2 separate regions of the Mus musculus genome follow, and region 2 is linked to region 1. Evidence: chromatin contacts called from ENCODE Hi-C or POLR2A ChIA-PET data. All regions are on one chromosome and are shown on one strand. The core of a region is the stretch at or near the end of the contact, and the rest is flanking DNA. Distances in the headings are between cores, read along the strand shown. Region 1 holds the start of Runx2 (runt related transcription factor 2). Region 2 holds the start of Supt3 (SPT3, SAGA and STAGA complex component).

Evidence for each region. A loop is a pair of places that touch in the nucleus more often than their neighbours do. ChIA-PET counts read pairs that join two places held with the same protein, here RNA polymerase II (POLR2A).
Region 2: a loop to region 1 is called in a map of left cerebral cortex, with 7 times the contacts of the local background. The contact joins the promoter of Supt3 here to the promoter of Runx2 in region 1. A Hi-C loop is called at or near these places in 8 of 37 maps with a recorded cell type or tissue (Patski, T-helper 1 cell, T-helper 2 cell and 2 more). POLR2A ChIA-PET finds 5 or more read pairs at or near these places in 1 of 5 experiments (Patski).

What each region holds. Positions count from the first base shown.
Region 1 is chr17:44,735,200-44,738,036 of GRCm38, reverse strand. It overlaps Runx2 (runt related transcription factor 2), which reads left to right and starts at 1,389. Exons shown (of 7, transcript NM_001145920.2): 1 at 1,389-2,804. The coding sequence starts at 2,403. RefSeq lists a cis regulatory region at 490-498 and a promoter at 1-1,634.
Region 2 is chr17:44,775,684-44,778,520 of GRCm38, reverse strand. It overlaps Supt3 (SPT3, SAGA and STAGA complex component), which reads right to left and starts at 1,355. Exons shown (of 12, transcript NM_178652.3): 1 at 1,093-1,355. It also overlaps a transcript of Runx2 not described here.

The DNA.
Region 1 (2,837 bases), core at 140-2,639:
TCCTCAACCCCCAGAGCGCCTCTCAGGCACAGGAGCACGGGTCCCCAGACCATCTGAGCACAGCGATCCACTTTTTGTATTTTCTAGTCTCGAGTTGCAAAGAGGCGCAAACAACCTCTTTTGCGCGCTCCGGGTACCTTTTCTGGGCCCTGCTGGGCGCGCGGGGAGGGAAGGTCAGAGAGTGGCAACTGCGCTAGGGAGGGTCATGACAGGTCCCTTGCTGAATTTGGAAGGCATTTGCACCCCAGCAGTAAAAGCCCCAAATTAATGGCTACGTGAAGAGCTTTAAATAAGACGGATGGTGAGAAATGTTACCCAGCTAGCCCTCTTCTTTAGTCCTCCTAGGGGACGACTCCCAATTTTTCATTGATTTCACCAAATCACAGTTGCGTCAACTACCTTGTTACGAATCGCCGGGGATTTTGGTAAAATGATTCTATTTGGAAGCGTTGGAAGTTTTAAAATAATAGGTTAGGCAAGACATATAACAGAACATCACGCTGAGAGGTGAGCCAGCCCGATATTGCTTCTGCCTGGTTCTTGGGGTGTATCAGCCTCCGGCGGATTTCCCGGCTTCTGTGGGCGCCGCCGCACGTTGTTTGATTTGTTTTGAAGGCTCAGAATTTGAGGCTGGTCGGAGACACCCACGTGCTTCTGATTCCCATCAGTATAATGATCGCCTCAGTTTGAGTCGTGTCTATATAAACCACAAAAACCTAATCATTAGAAATCCCAGCCTCCAAAAACCACATTTTAGGTAAAAAAACAAACAAAAAAAAAAAAAACAAACAAAAAAAAAACAAAACTGCTGCCGCTCCCCGCACTCCTTCATCTCTCAACCACAATCTTTTGGGGATTCCAAAATCGCCTCCCCCCATAACGCCGGGAAACAAAAACATAAATAAATAATTACTGAACTTTTTTTTAAACTTTTTATTTTTAACCCCCCAAAGTGGGGAGTGGCTAGAAAGACAGTTAGACACTAGACTTAGTCTGAGACGAAGACTACACTTAATAAAAGATTGGGAAATGAATGGATAACCGCTGTGTATTCCCCCTTTCCCAGCAAGCATTTTATCAACTTACAACTTATTTTAATTACCAAGCTGTCATTTTTTAGTTCTTTTTATTAAAAAAGCAACCCATCCTTATTCTCCAATAATGACAAGAAGGAATATATAAGAAAAGTGTCCAGACATCCGTTAGAGTTTCTAAAACTATTTTGACAAACACTCCTGTCACCCATTTTGGTGTCACCTAAGGGGGGGCACTCCCGAAGCCTGTAAAAACCTGCCCCCCGCCCCAACCAATGTGGGGTGGGGTTGGGGGCAGGGTGAAGAGTGCTCAGAAGTCAACGTGGAGACTTGAGAATTTCCCTTCCTCCTCTCCTGAAGTTAACAACGAAAAATTAACGCCAGTCGGAGCAGCCTGAGGCTCTCCCGCTTCTCAGCTTTAGCGTCGTCAGACCGAGAAGTGGTTCCCGGTCCTGAGGGTGAAGTGGGGAGCCGAGGACGCAGGCGGCGATGTCCTAGGCGGGGACCTCCTCCCTACAGCTTCGGGCGCCGAGCGAGCGCAGCGGCGCTTCTAGCGGCCGGCGGGCGGCGGCAGCGGCTGCGATCCGCAGGCTCCAGATCTGTCGCCCCGAGATCCGCTCTCCCCCCGCCCCCACTTACCTCCCGGCACCTTGAAACGCGAGGGGGGCCCGGGGCACTTTGCAAAGAGCAGGAGAGACGAGGCTGCGAGCTAGACGGCGGCGAAGGAGAGGGCGAGAGGAGAAGCCGGGGAAAGGAAGGACTCGGCGGCCGGAGGACTCGGAGCGCGCTGCCGGCGCGGGGAGCGCGCAGCGGCCTCGGAGGAGGAGGCGGAGGAGGCGGCGCGGGCAAGCGACGGCGCCGCGAGCTGGGCAGCCGCGCTCTGCTTGGCGGTGGCGGACAGCGAGGAGCCACACGCACCGCCGAGATGGACTGCTGAACCTGCGGGGCTCCACTACCGTACTGGAACCCGGAGCGGGGCGCCAGCGCACCCAGGACACGGTGCCCCAAGGGGCCCCTACTGCAAGCTGTTAACTTCAAGTCCCTTGCGGCGGCTGGGCCAAACACGCCCCCGCGTCCCGCTCGTTGCAGCCACCGCCAGGGACTCCCAAGCCTCCCGGTGGAGATCCGCGCCTCTCGGGTGTCCCCACCCGCTACCCCGACTCTGTCCGGTCTCCAGTCGCCGGCCCCCAGCAGACTCCGCCCGGCACACGGCTTCCTCGAACTTGATTTCTCACCTCCTCTGTCCCGTCACCTCCATCCTCTTTCCGCCCCCGTCTCGCCTCCACCCCCTCGATTTCCTCCTCCTCGCCCCCCATTTCCACCCTCCTCCCCCTCCCCCGGCCACTTCGCTAACTTGTGGCTGTTGTGATGCGTATTCCTGTAGATCCGAGCACCAGCCGGCGCTTCAGCCCCCCCTCCAGCAGCCTGCAGCCCGGCAAGATGAGCGACGTGAGCCCGGTGGTGGCTGCGCAGCAGCAGCAACAGCAGCAGCAGCAGCAGCAACAGCAGCAGCAACAACAGCAACAGCAACAACAGCAGCAGCAGCAGCAGCAGCAGGAGGCGGCCGCAGCAGCAGCGGCGGCAGCGGCGGCGGCAGCAGCGGCGGCGGCCGCAGTGCCCCGATTGAGGCCGCCGCACGACAACCGCACCATGGTGGAGATCATCGCGGACCACCCGGCCGAACTGGTCCGCACCGACAGTCCCAACTTCCTGTGCTCCGTGCTGCCCTCGCACTGGCGGTGCAACAAGACCCTGCCCGTGGCCTTCAAGGTAAGAGACTGGTCACCCCCAGATCCTGGCCCG
Region 2 (2,837 bases), core at 106-2,605, 41 kb before region 1:
GGCTCTCAATCTCTCAACTTTTTCAGACCTGTGGGATCCCATGCAATAAGCACCATGCCTGTGTGTCTACTTACTTACATTGTAATTAATTTGCTAACCAATTAAAAAATCAAGCTCATCAGAGCCACCTGCACCCGGTGGTTACCATATTGGTAGCCCATAGAGTATAGCATTTCCAGCTTGGCATAAAGTCCCCTTGGGCAGTGCAGCCGGAAAAGGGTGGGAAGCTTGCAATAGTATGGTTAAAGTAAGGTCTGGTTGTGCAAAACATTATCTTAGTAGTCATATTCCGCCTCGCTGGAACACGCAGAAATTCTACCAGTTGTTTCTTTCTTTAAGTAAATCTTTTAACAGTGAACTAACTCAAAAATACTGAGAACTCAGGTTTTATCCCAGATAAATATGTACTGGTTTCTTCCTGAGTCTACTAATTCCAAGGACATAAAGCTAATTTTAATCCGGGTGTTCAGTAACAACACTGCTACTGGGATCCTGTCTGACCGTCAAATATATTCCACTATCCCTATAACTCTTATCACTTGTCACATCAACTAGCCTGACTTCCAATATAGAAGGCAAGATGACAGACAATTTCCTTGGAGCTCAAACGTAATTAATCACAGCTGGCGTGATACAAGCTTTTAGCACACAGATCTTCTCCCATAAACCTGAGTTTTGAGCTAGGCTGCGATGATCCCCATCTATACCCCCCGACACCACCGGCTAAATGATTTATTTCCCCAGGGGTCCCAGAGGCGAGCTCTGACAGCAACATCTCTGTGTCCTCTGTCCCTCAGCCTGCATGCACACTGCACTTCCTTCCACTACCACTTCCTAGCTTCCTAGCTTGCCTTCTTGGAGGACTTCCCACCCATTTGGGTGACAAGCCTAAACGGTGCCTCTCCGCCCGGCCCCGAGGGCTCCCCTGCCTCACGCCCACCGACAACGGGGAGGAGCCACGGGGCACCCCACGCTCGGCGGCCTGCATCCGGCTGGGCCCGCAGCCCCGGGCCAGGCATTTGGCTGCCACGACGTCCCTCAAGTTCCCATGACCTCGCCCCACTCCCCGCCGCCCCCACGCGCCCCCACAACCTCTGCTTAAGACACGTGGAGGCACGGCTGCGCGTCCCGCGTGGAGAATGAGAGGGGACAGAGATGGCGCGGTGTCTGCGGCGGCGGCGGCCCCGGGACACGACGGGCAGGGGGGCGGGGAGTGGGGGGAACCAGAGATTGTAGAAAGGGAAAAGGTGACTGAGCTAGGCTGGAGGGGGTGGGGGTAAGATGGCGAGAGCGCCACTATGAGGGGCGGGGCGGGGGTAGCGGAGCCTGGGGTGACTAGAGGGACGGGCCAAGCCGTGCGGCGAGAGCGCATGCGCACCCGGCTGGCCAGCGCGCGCGGTCGCGGGCCTGCTTCTTCTACTTCCGCCACACTCCGGGGGCGGGGCTTCGCGCTCCCGCCTCGGCGTACGGAGCGGCCCGCAGCCACGCGGCGGAGCCTCAGAGCGGGAGTTGTGATGAGTCGAGTGAGCGATCTGGCAGAGGAGCTGGATTTGGCCTGTGGTGACTCTGCAGACCGTAGGAGTGAGCCCGAGGAGCTAGGATTATTGAGAGTCGGTGATCTGCACTGGGAGAAGGTCTATGCAAGCTTCTCTTCAGGGGTTGGTCAGGTGACCAGAATTGTTTCCAATGACAAAGGGGCGCAGAGTTAGGAAAGACTCTCTCCTCAGAGAAGCACTGTGTGAGGACTCAGTCCGTTCTAGGACCTGGGAACACCCACCTACCCACCCCTACCGGCCCTTGCGCAAAATCGAAAGCCTGTGAAAACTCATCTGCAAAGTTACCCCACCCCACCCCCGTTCCTTTCTACAAAGTTCCATTACTTTAAAAAGCATGCTTTAGTTAATAACTTTCACTATTGGGGAAGCTTTATAAACAAGCAGTGGTGATTTTTCCTTGCACCACTTATATTGAATTGTATGTATGACCTGTCTTCCCGTGTTTGATGGTTGCAGGTGTAGTACCTTAATGAACTGGAGACAATTGTGTGTGATGTTTTCACTCGGCTGTTTAGAAAAGAAAATATCCACTATCCTACCATTTCAAATATTATTTTTATTATATTATTTTTACTATTATTATTTATATTAGTCACTTTTTTCGCTAGGGTTTTACTGCTGTGAATAGATACCATGACCAAAGCAACTCTTAAAAGAACATTTAATTGTGGCTAGCTTACAGGTTCGGAGGTTCAGTCCATTATCAAGACAGGAGCATGGCAGCATCCAGGCAGGAATGGTGCAGGAGGAGCTGAGAGTTATACATCTTCATCTGAAGGATGGTAGTAGAAAACTGGCTTCCATGCAGCAAGGATGAGGGTCTTAAAGCCCACACCTACAATGACACACCTACTCCAACAGGGCCATACCTTCTAATAGTGCCATTCCCTGCGCCGAGCATATACAAACCATCACATTCACCTTTACCAGGTCTTTTCAAGCACTACTTACTTCATTAATGTCTTGCCTATGAATGTATGAGTTCTGAAATAATCCTATTTGCTGAGTGTCTTTAAAACAGCCATTCATCTGATCATCTCCTCTCTGGATTGCAATTGTCTTGTGCTTAGTCCTCTGTAACTGCCAGACACTTCAATATTTGCCAAATACACTTCCAAGAGTAGATTTAGGATGTGGAGGGTCAACATGAAGTGTAAGATCCAGGCTCACTCTGCCCAAAGCTGAGTGCGAGCTATATGGGAAAGTAGCCAAAAATTGTCATTATTTCCTTAAAAATTAAGACTAGATTATATACAAAAGGTGAAAAGACTTTTTTAGTAC